2 separate regions of the Homo sapiens genome follow, and region 1 is linked to region 2. Evidence: read pairs that join two places in POLR2A ChIA-PET (ENCODE). Cell type or tissue: Caco-2. All regions are shown on one strand. Each heading gives the region's core, and the rest is flanking DNA. Links, peaks and the distances in the headings are about the cores only. Region 1 overlaps DRC9 (dynein regulatory complex subunit 9). Region 2 overlaps LRCH3 (leucine rich repeats and calponin homology domain containing 3).

What was found. ChIA-PET counts read pairs that join two places held together with the same protein. Peaks named below come from ENCODE experiments on the same cell type or tissue, not always from the same donor. Only the 100,000 strongest peaks of a DNase experiment are listed, where the experiment ranks them.
Region 1: POLR2A ChIA-PET joins it to region 2 with 7 read pairs; 5 of 35 experiments call an interaction of 5 or more read pairs at or near these places.

The regions. Positions count from the first base shown.
Region 1 is chr3:197,889,871-197,895,251 of GRCh38, forward strand. DRC9 (dynein regulatory complex subunit 9) reads right to left here. Exons shown (of 12, transcript NM_032263.5): 10 at 2,758-2,889; 11 at 1,576-1,677. It also overlaps the pseudogene RNU6-858P. Among named protein-coding and RNA genes, the nearest start is that of RPL35A, 58 kb to the right of the region's middle. In Caco-2, for the core only: no CTCF peak of the experiment used is centred there; no DNase peak of the experiment used is centred there.
Region 2 is chr3:197,818,862-197,824,242 of GRCh38, forward strand. It overlaps LRCH3 (leucine rich repeats and calponin homology domain containing 3), which reads left to right. Exons shown (of 21, transcript NM_001365715.1): 4 at 1,464-1,569. Among named protein-coding and RNA genes, the nearest start is that of LRCH3, 30 kb to the left of the region's middle. In Caco-2, for the core only: no CTCF peak of the experiment used is centred there; DNase peaks (open chromatin) are centred at 1,910 and 2,350.

The sequences.
Region 1 (5,381 bases), core at 44-5,043, 71 kb after region 2:
CTCTCCTGTCGTGCAGGACCCGGAGCTTAAGCCATGGACTCAAGAGTGAAGTTCTCAAGTAAAAATAAAGAAAAGGAATCTGATTTGACCTATTTTTTCTTCACCCGTAGAAATCTGACTTCCTTATACTGCTTTCCTTGAGGAAAGTCCAGGTTCCCCATACTTAACAGCTATTTGAACCAAAAAGAATGTTAGTTACCTGGGCCAAGGGCAAAAGCACTCGGCCAAAAATGCACAGATAATGCCAGGTGCGGTGGCTCATGCCTGTAGTCCCAGCACTTTGGGAGGCTGAGGTGGGCAGATCACTTTGAGCTCAAGGGTTTGAGACCAGCCTGGGCAACATGGCAAGACCCTGTCTCTACAAAAATACAAAAAAGAAAAAAAATTAGTCAGGCCTGGTGGCTTGTGCCTATAGTCCCAGCTGTTTGGGAGGCTGAGGCAGGAGGATCTCTTGAGCCCGGGAAGCAGAGGTTGCAGTGAGCAGAGATTGCGCCACTGCACTCCAGCCTGAGTGACAAAGTGAGATGCTGTCTCAAAAAAAAAAAAAAGAAAAGCACAGATAAGTCTAGATGACTTTCATAGGCTTGCTTGTGCATTTCATATCTTTAGTGATTGCTTAAAAGATCAGTTGTCCTAGTACTTTTAAAAAAGATTTAGTTAGCTTTCTTGAATATCTTGGTTTTAGATAACAGTTGTTCTCAATACGGTCTCTACTGCTTTAAAGTCAGACTAAACCCTAAAGACTGGAAGCAAATCCACTAGTGAAAAGAAAGCAAACGTGCTCTTCAGCTCGTTCTTAACATGTTTGTTGTAAATTCAGGAATACTGACAAGTTTTATGGGGAAACACCATTGAAACTTGATAAATACTTGCTACTTACACATCTGACTCCTTATGGGAAGCCCAACTTTGGGTCTGGATACCTGGTCCAGAATGTGGTATAAAACTTAACTATTTTAGATCACCCTAATATACAACCCAAACTACAGTGTACCCACTAGGGCCTCGACCTTCAGAGAGAAGGGCCAGCTCCAGACAGGTGCCGTCCAGCTTTCAGTTTTTGCTTGCGAGTATTTCACGTGATCTGTGACCTGCCAGTTTCATCATCACTGAGACACACAAGTTCACATAAAACTAAAATATCTCTATTTTTTTCTAACTTGCTGCTTATCCTTCCCACCTAAGCAGCTTGTATCAGAACCCAGCAGATAGTCTGGGCTGATGTATAAGCAGGATTTTAAGAAGTAGAAGGATATTAAAAAGAATCATTCTGTCAAGAGCTGGTTTTGGTTAGACATAGTAATCTGATATTTCGTCTCTTGGCCTAGGTTTTGCTTCCGCTGCTAACCACCTCTTTTTCCCCAGATGAAGAGCTGGGGGCACGTCCTTTTCTATGTTAACTGTCTCCCTGCACCATGGACTGTTGGCAAATTCTAATAATAACAAAAGTCCATGCTTCTTCTCAGATCTGCAGTTCCTTGATATACTGAGATGTGTTTGATAATGAATTGGAAATGCTTTTGTGTTCCTCAGTGTTAAGCCAGCTGTGGCGAGATACTGATTATGGTTCTTTACCTTTATAACGCTCTTTAATTCCAAGAGATCCTGTTTTACCTTCTTCTTGCTCCTCTCCTTTTCTATACGATCTTCAATGATGACCTGTTCATACTCTCTTATCTGCAAAGATAGACATTCATCATTTATTATAGTACTCTCTTGGCTAAGCTGTAGCCCAGCCAGCCCTGCACTTTTAATATAAAATTTCAAAATAAAACATGCTCAATCTAAAGATAAACCAAAGAAAAAAATGTAATAGATTCCTAGATGGTAAATATTCACATATTAACTTTATAATTGTTCCCAAAACTTTTTCAGTTTTAATAATTCAAATTTAAATTCTATCTTTTATAAAAAATGAAATATGAATTAATGTGTGATCAATGATCTCAAAATAATATGGATTGTTTTTTAAACTTTGGGAGAATGTACATACACAAGTAGTCAGCTGTCTTTTTTGTTTGTTTGTTTGTTTTGAGACAGAGTCTCACTCTGTCTGTCACCCAGGCTGGAGTGCAGTGGCGCAGTGTTGGCTCACTGCAACCTCCGCCTTCTGGGTTCAAGTGATTCTTGTGCCTCAGCCTCCTGAATAGCTGGAATTACAGCCACGTGCCACCATGCATGGCTAATTTTTGTATTTTTAGTAGAGATAGGGTTTTGCCATGTTACCCAGGCTGGTCTCAAACTCCTGATCTCTACTGATCTGCTCGCCTCGGCCTCCCAAAGTGCTGGGATTATAGGCGTTAGCCACCATGCCCAGCAGTAGCTGACTTTTGAAAGAAATTTAGGAAGTTCTGCATTTATTCCATAATGAAACCATAATCACAAGCTTGTTAGAAATCATCACTGACTCTCTCCAGAGGTCATAAACTAAGAATAATCACAGTATCTGTCTCAAGGGGCTGTGTGGGTAGCACCTTGGACAGAGTAGGCACTACGTAAGTTAGCTACTGCAGCTGTCCCCGTCAGCAGCAGCAGCATCTAAAAAGAATCCTGGTGGCTTATAAGCGCACCTCTACTTTTGACCCCAAATAGCAATACCCAGCTACTGTGGCCTATTTGCCACTCCTTCCTCGGTGAGCACCCTGATTCCTTCCACTCCCTCCTCAGTGAGTGCCCTAATTCCTTCCACTCCCTCCTCAGTGAGCACCCTAATTCCTTTCACTCTGTCCTCAGTGAGCGCCCTAATTCCTTCCTTACCATCTTTGCCAGGTCTTGAAGGTGTGCTAAGTCACTGGCCTTTGTGGCTTTGAGAGCATTTAGTTCATTCTGTTTCATTTCTGTGTCCTTATCGTATTTCTCCATCCAGAACTCCAGCCTCTCCTCAAGTTTCTATTTGGAAAGAACATGAAAACATGGCATTCAGCAGACACAAAACGCTGTATACTGTATGATTCCACTTATACGAGTTTCAAGATTAAGCAGAACATTCCATAGTGAGAGAAGGCAGAACAGTAGTTACTTACCTGGGTGGAGAGTTGGATTTCTGATTGGGAATGGGGGTGAGGGGGACTTTGGGATGCTGTAAATGTTCTCTGTATCTTTATCCAGGTGGTGGTTACATGAATGTGTATACATAACTGTTCATCAAACTATACACTAAGTACTTACACATTTTACTTGTATGTTAGTGAATTTTAAAATAGGGGGCCAGGCGCGGTGGCTCACGCCTGTAATCCCAGCACTTTGGGAGGCTGAAGTGGGCGGATCACCTGTGGTCAGGAGTTCGAGACCAGTCTGACCAACGTGGAGAAGCCCCGTCTCTACTAAAAATACAAAATTAGCTGGGCATGGTGGCGCATACCTGTAATCCCAGCTACTAGGGAGGCTGAGGCAGGAGAATCACTTGAACCCAGGAGGCGGAGGTTGCGGTAAGCCCAGATCGCGCCATTGCACTCCAGCCTGGGCAATAATAGCAAAACTCCGTCTCAAAAAAAAAAAAAAAAAAAAAAATAGGGGGAGGAGGGTAATCTAGATGTCTGGATAAGGGAAGTTGCAATGAAGAGGAAACAAAAGGTATGTAGAAAAGTCTGAAGGATAAGGAATAGCATCGGATCTCTCTTTGATTGACAGCACTAAATCCTAGTCAAGAAGGATACAATGTATTCAAAATTCTAAAAGAAAATGAATGTAGGGCCGGGCGCAGTGGCTCACGTCTGGAATCCCAGCACTTTGGGAGGCCGAGGTGGGCAGATCACAGAGTCAGGAGATCGAGACCATCCTGGCTAACACGGTGAAACCCTGCCTCTACTAAAACTACAAAAAAAAAAAAAAGCCAGGCATGGTAGCCGGCACCTGTAATCCCAGCTACTCGGGAGGCTGAGGCAGGAGAATCTCTTGAACCCGGGAGACAGAGGTTGCGGTGAGCCAAGATTGCGCCACAGCACTCTAGCCTGGGTGACAGAGTGAGACTCCGTCTCAAAAAAAAAGAAAAAGAAAGAAAAGCAAGTGAATGTGAATCAAAGATTCTACACATAGCCAACCCAGCATTCAAATGTAAAGGAAAGAAAGACTATACTCAATATTTCTGAGAGAGTTATTCAAGGATGTACTACTGTAGCAAAATAAAATGAAAGAGATATATTAAGAAATGGAAGAGAACCAGTAAAACATGTATTTAAGCTATGTGATAGTTTTTAATCATAAATCATAATTCAGAATTAAAATCCCAAAGTAGGCAGGATAGTCTAGTTGAAAGAGCACAACTCTGGCACTGAAAGAAAGTTTACTTAAATTCTCTAAGCTTCTGGTTCCCTCATATATAAAATTCTATACCTAGCCAATAATACAGTATTACTATTACAGTCATAGTACAAACCTCAGAGGGTTGTTGTGATGCTGAAATAATCCTTGTGAAGTCCACCCACAATGCGCATATATATACATAATATCTGCATATATATTATCACTATATATATTTACATATAAAGTGAATGACTTCAACATGGGATGAAGAGCGAGAGAAGAGGTAAGTGAAGTCTCTTTGCCTTAATAAAGGCAAAAGAAGGTATAAACATTGACTAACTCTCGACAGAGAAATTCTAAAAGTATAAAAATATATGTTAACATTTTAAGAGTTGTGCTCACTTCAGTAACATATATACCAAAATTGGAACAATACAGAGATGATTAGCATGGCTCCTGCGCAAGAGTGACACACAGATTCGTGAAGCATTCCATATTTGTGTACTTTCTAGAAACAAAAAATTTAAAGGTTACCCCTAAAAGAACAGAAATGTGTAACTTTCAGACTCGGGGACGATGCACCTCAAGAGTGAAACATTGAGAAGTTCCTTAGGTGGCACATAGCATAGAATTTTTTAAAAACATGGCTATAGTCAATCATTGCGATTACACTGAGCGGGGTGGCTTGTGCCTGTAATCCCAGCAGTTTGGAAGGCAGAGGTGGGAGGACTGCTTGAGGCCAGGAGTTTGAGGCCACCCTGAGCAACATAGTGAGACCCCATCTCTACAAAAATGTTTTTAATTAGCCAGGTGTGGTGGCGCCTGTGGTCCCAGCTACTCAGAGCCGAGGCAGGGTGATTACTTCAGCCCAGGATTTGAGGGTGCAGTGAGCTATGATTACGCCACTGCACTCCAGCCTGGGCAATGGAATGAAACCCAGTCTCTTAAAAAAAAAAATCTGATTATGTTAGAACAACATGTCAGTTTGGTGCTGTCACATCTCTTACATCTTCTCTTTCTTCCTCTTGTTAACACTTAAAAACAAAAACAAACAAACAAAAAAAACAAAGAGGGAACAGGCTCCAGACAGGCAAAAAGGTCTGGCTACAAGGTAATAACATCATTTGGTATTTTTTGCA
Region 2 (5,381 bases), core at 323-5,322:
ACACTTGTAATCCTAGCACTTTGGGAGGCCGAGAGGGGCAGATCACCTGAGGTCAGGAGTTCGAGACCAGCCTGACCAACATAGTGAAACCCCATCTCTGCTAAAAATACAAAAATTAGCCAGGCGTGGTGGCACGCACCTGTTATCCCAGCAACTTGGGAGGCTGAGGCAGGAGAATCGCTTGAACCTGGGAGGCAGAGGTTGCAGTGAGCCGAGATCACACCACTGCACTCCAGCCTGGGCAACAGAGTGAGATTCCGTCTGGGAAAAAAAAAAAAAAAGAAAAAAGAATGAGTGTCCCTAAAGCTCTCCATTCCCATCTGATGGTTGTTCAGCAACATCCTTGTTGGTTCGCTCTTTTTTTCCTCTTCATTAAGTGAAAGCAAACTGCTGTTTTCAACATACGTATTTTCTGAGAGATTATACATTGCTATTACCTTTTGGCTCAGACTCGATTTTTCTATGCTTTCAACTTTTTTTTTTTTTCTAGCTAGGATTTGAACCTATATCCTTTCAACTTCTTTTAGAACCATTTTAATGCCTAGAGCATTGGACTCAGAAGTCTAGCTTCTGGCCGGGCACGGTGGCTCATGCCTGTAATCGCAGCACTTTGGGAGGCTGAGGCAGGTGGATCACCTGAGGTCAGGAGTTCGAGACCAGCCTGGTCAACATGATGAAACCCCATCTCTACTAAAAATACAAAAATTAGCTGGGTGTGGTGGTGGGTGCCTGTAATCCCAGCTACTTGGGAGGCTGAGGCAGGAGAATTGCTGGAACCCGAGAGACGGAGGTTACAGTGAGCTGAGATCGTGCTATTGCACTCCAGCTCGGGTGACAACAGTGAGACTCCATCTCAAAAAAAAGAAAAAAAAAAGTCTAGCTTCTGATTCTACTTCAATTATTAATTGGTAGGAAAAGTAAAAATAGTATTTTCTCTAAGGATACTTTAAGGAAATTAACGTTTGAGGCTTATTGAAAAATTTGGCAAGAGGTCTCTTTTTATTCTTTTTTCTTTTTAAAAAAAAGAAAATAGAGACAAGGCCTTACCATGTTGCCCACGCTGGTCTGAAACTCCTGGGCTCACGTGATCCACCCACCTCGGCTTCCCAGAGTGCTGGGATTACAGGCATGAGCCACCATACTCCGCAGCAAGCGGCCTTTTCTAAATAGTAAATGTATTGTTTTCTTTTAGTCATATTGGAAGAATTTTAAGTGTTAATGTGGCAGCTTCCCTCTGTTCATATAATGATGGGTTTACAAATTATTTTGGCTGATCTCAGAATTATGGTATTCTGAATTTATTAATCTTCGAACCTGTAGGTAGTCTCTTTTCAGAACCATTGAATTAAGCTATTAAGTGAGATACCAGAAGGTCTCCCAAACATATCTAATTTTATAGACAGTTTAAAGCAGACAAGTTTGTAATGTTAGGACAATCTTTATTTTGTATCTTTTCGAAATAGGATGTGAGCTGCAATGAAATTCAAACTATACCTTCCCAAATTGGTAACCTGGAGGCCTTGAGAGACCTTAATGTAAGAAGAAATCACCTAGTACATTTGCCTGAAGGTAAGAAACTATGAAATAAGAAACCATGAAATAATTGTTTTATTATTTTAAAGCTCTCTCAGACCAATCAAGACAAAAATGTATAAGGGTTACATCTAGGCTGGGCGCTGTGGCTCCTGCCTGTAATGCCAACACTTTGGGAGGCCGATGAGGGAGGATTGCTTGAACCCAGGAATTCGAGACCAGCCTGGGCAATATAGGGAGTCTGTCTCTACAGAAAATTAACAAATTAGCCCAGGGGGCTGGCGCACTCTTGTAGTCCCAGCTACTCAGGAAGCTGAGGTGGGAGGAGTCCCTGAGCCCAGGAGGCCAAGGCTGCAGTGAGCTGTGGTGGGGTCACTGCACTCTAGCCTGAGCACCAGAAAGAGACCTTTTTTAAAAAAACGGGGTGGGGAGAGAGAGAGAGAGTGTGTGTGTGTCTGTGTGTGTTTGTGTGTGTGTGAGAGAGTATGTGTGTGTTACCTCCAGTGTTTGAAATCTAATGGTTTATTTAATAGTGTTATCTGTTCCATTGTGGATTTTAAAAGCCTCTTCAATGAAAAGGTTTGATAACTCTTGACCTTTGATTTTATTTTTAGATCTTGTCAACCGATGTAATTAATAACTCAGGGTAGGGTCCCTGGAAATTTCAGTAAGCATGACTGTTTGGGGGAAATGTAACATGTTTGGATAAGGGGATAGTGTAGTATAATGAAAAACATTTCTGCAGTTAGCACTCACTTAAAAATGGACTTTGACCTGAACTTAACCGGTCACTGGAGATGTTCAAACAGAGGCTAATGAACCATGTGGAGGTGATGTGTAGAGTGAATGATAAATGGGGTGAGAGACTGCGCTAAGAGACGGGTTATTTACTTAGGCTGACTACAAGCTCTGATATATGTATTTGATAAAAATGATTAAACATTAATGAAGTCTAGTTTATCAATCTTTCACAAATTAATGAAACAGAATGCTAGAAAGGAAGATGAAAATGAGAGCTATTATTTTATGAGATCCAGAATATATATTTCTTCCTATATGTTTCTGCTCATCACCCAGCAGTAAGAGTCATCAGCTCATGGCAAGTCTTGTCTCAACTGTGCTCTCATTTACTTTCCCCTGCACTATTCTCTAGATTAATTTGAATCAAATACAGAAATTTATTGGTAAACATTCCAGAAAAACAAGGAATCTTCTCAAGGTATTTTCATGACAGTGCTTTTCTGGGTTCTTTGACAAAATATGACTTACAGTGTACAATCAATATTTTGTTTGTTTTGAGACAGGGTCTCACTCCCATTACTCAGGCTAGAGTGCAGTGGCACGAACATGGCTCACTGCAGCCTCGACCTCTCAGGTTTAGGTGATCCTCTCACCTCAGCCTCCCAGGTAGCTTAGACTACAGGCACTTGCCACCATGTCACCTACTTTTTGTATTTTTAGTAGAGACGGGGTTTTGCCCTGTTGCCCAGGCTGGTCTCAAACTCCTGGGGTCAAGAGATCCACTTGCCTCAGCCTGTCAGAGTGCTGGGATTATAGGCGTGAGCCACTGCACCTGGCCACAATACATGTTGAATTAACTAATGATGTTTTCGCTTTCCCTGTGGAATTCAAATATTTATACCAATTTGATACAGCATAATATTTAGTTCTAACATACTAGTGGAGCTTTGACATTTTGGATTCCAAGTAAATGTGTAAGAACGTGACCTTTTCAGTCCACTTTTATATACTTACTGCAACCAAAACCTTGCGTGTCTTTCCTCTCACTTGGCTTGTCCAGGAACCTTCACACTTTTTATCCTCAGGGCCTTCCTTATTTTCTCCTGGTTCTGTTTGCTACCAACTCAGGAATGTAAATGAAGGTTAGCAAAACCAAAATCATGACCTCTAGGACCTTATAACCCCAAATTTCTCCCTAGGGTTACCTCTGTACTCAGGACTCGCCTACTGTGGTTGGTCTTCAAAGACTTACTCCTATAATAATATTTAGTGTGAAATCAATTAATGAGAATATTAGGGTTTTAATCAAAATGAAAATTGAGCATTTCAGATGACAATGGAAGCTTAATAGTTTTATCAACTAATTTATTTCTGTATCTTATTTTGATTGTAGACTGCTGACAAAATGGTTTATCACACAAATAGTTTCAATTTTTTTAACAGTTTATTTTATAATCTCAGCACATATAGTTGAACTGAGTTAGCAAGTGAAGCTTTATTCCAACAGCTACATTCGTTCGTGTGGAAGTTTGTGTTACTTAATTGGTAATTTCTAACATTGCAATTTGGTACATGTCATATATCTTTTGTTATATTGCCATTTTGATTTAAAATTAATTTTTACCAAATAATATGTTACATCATTCAAAAAATATTAAAAAATATTAAGAATCTTTTTTTTTTTTTTTTCTTGAGACGGAGTCTCACTCTGTCACGCAGGCTGGAGTGCAGTGGTGCGATCTCAGCTTACTGCAAGCTTCACCTCCTGGGTTCATGCCATTCTCCTGCCTCAGCCTCCCGAGTAGCTGGCATTACAGGCACACACCACCACACCCAGCTAATTTTTGTATTTTTACTTCTTTTTTTTTTTTTGAGACGGAGTCTCACACTGTCGCCCTGGCTGGAGTACAGTGGAGTGATCTTGGCTCACTGCAACCTCTGCCTCCCAAGTAGCTGGGATTACAGGTGCCCGCCACCATGCCCAGTTAATTTTTTTTTTTTTTTTTGTATTTTTAGTAGAGACGGGGTTTCATTATGTTGGCCAGGCTGGTCTCAAACTCCTGACCTCATGATCCGCCTGCCTCAGCCTCCCAAAGTGCTAGGATTACAGGCGTGAGCCACCGTGCCCGGCCTTTTTTGTATTTTTAGTAGAGACGGGGTTTCACCATGTTGCCCAGGATGGTCTTGATCTCCTGACCTCGTGATCCGCCTGCCTCAGCCTCCCAAAATGCTGGGATTACAGTCGTGAGCCACCGTGCCCAGCCAAGAATCTTAAATAGTGTCGTTCCCCTGCCTCAAACTTCCCTGCACACCAATTTCAATGGCCAAAAGTATGTACCTTCATTAAACTCCTTTGACTCTTTTTTTTTTTGAGATAGGGTCTCACTCTGTTGCCCAGGCTGGAGTGCATGGCGTGACCAGAGCTCACCGTAGCCTCGAACTCTGTGGGCTGAAGCCATCCTCCCATCTGAGCCTTCCAAGTAGCTGGGACTGCAGACATGCACCATCACACCCAGAAAATTTTGTATTGTTTTGTAGAGACAAGGGTCTCACCATGTTCCCCTGGCTGGTCTCCTGGACTCAAGCAATCCACCCACCTCAGCCTCCCAAAGTGCTGAGATTACAGGCATGAGCCACAGTGCCCAGACTGCTGACATATTTCTAACTGATATGTTTTTATAGCTATTGCTGGTTTGGGCAACTTTGACACTTATGTCAGCTTCCTATTGTGATGATAGATGAGGATTTAGTTTCCTTACACTGTCACCATACCATGCCTTTACTGCTTTCCTCCCATCTTCCCAGTGTAGTTTTAGCACAACTTCTGATTAAATTGTTACTCAGTGTTCACATTACTGTAATTATGTAAACATTGTTCCCTGCCAATTCAAGTGATGTACTCTGATTTTATTTCCTTTCTTGTACATGTTTTTTTCTTTTTTTTTTTGAGACAGAGTCTTGCTCTGTCGCCCAGGCTGGAGTGCAGTGGCATGATCTTGGCTCACTGCAGCCTCCGCCTCTCGGGTTCAAGCAATTCTCCTGCCTCAGCCTCCTGAGTAGCTGGAATTACAGGCGCCCGCCACCATGCCCAGCTAATTTTTGTATTT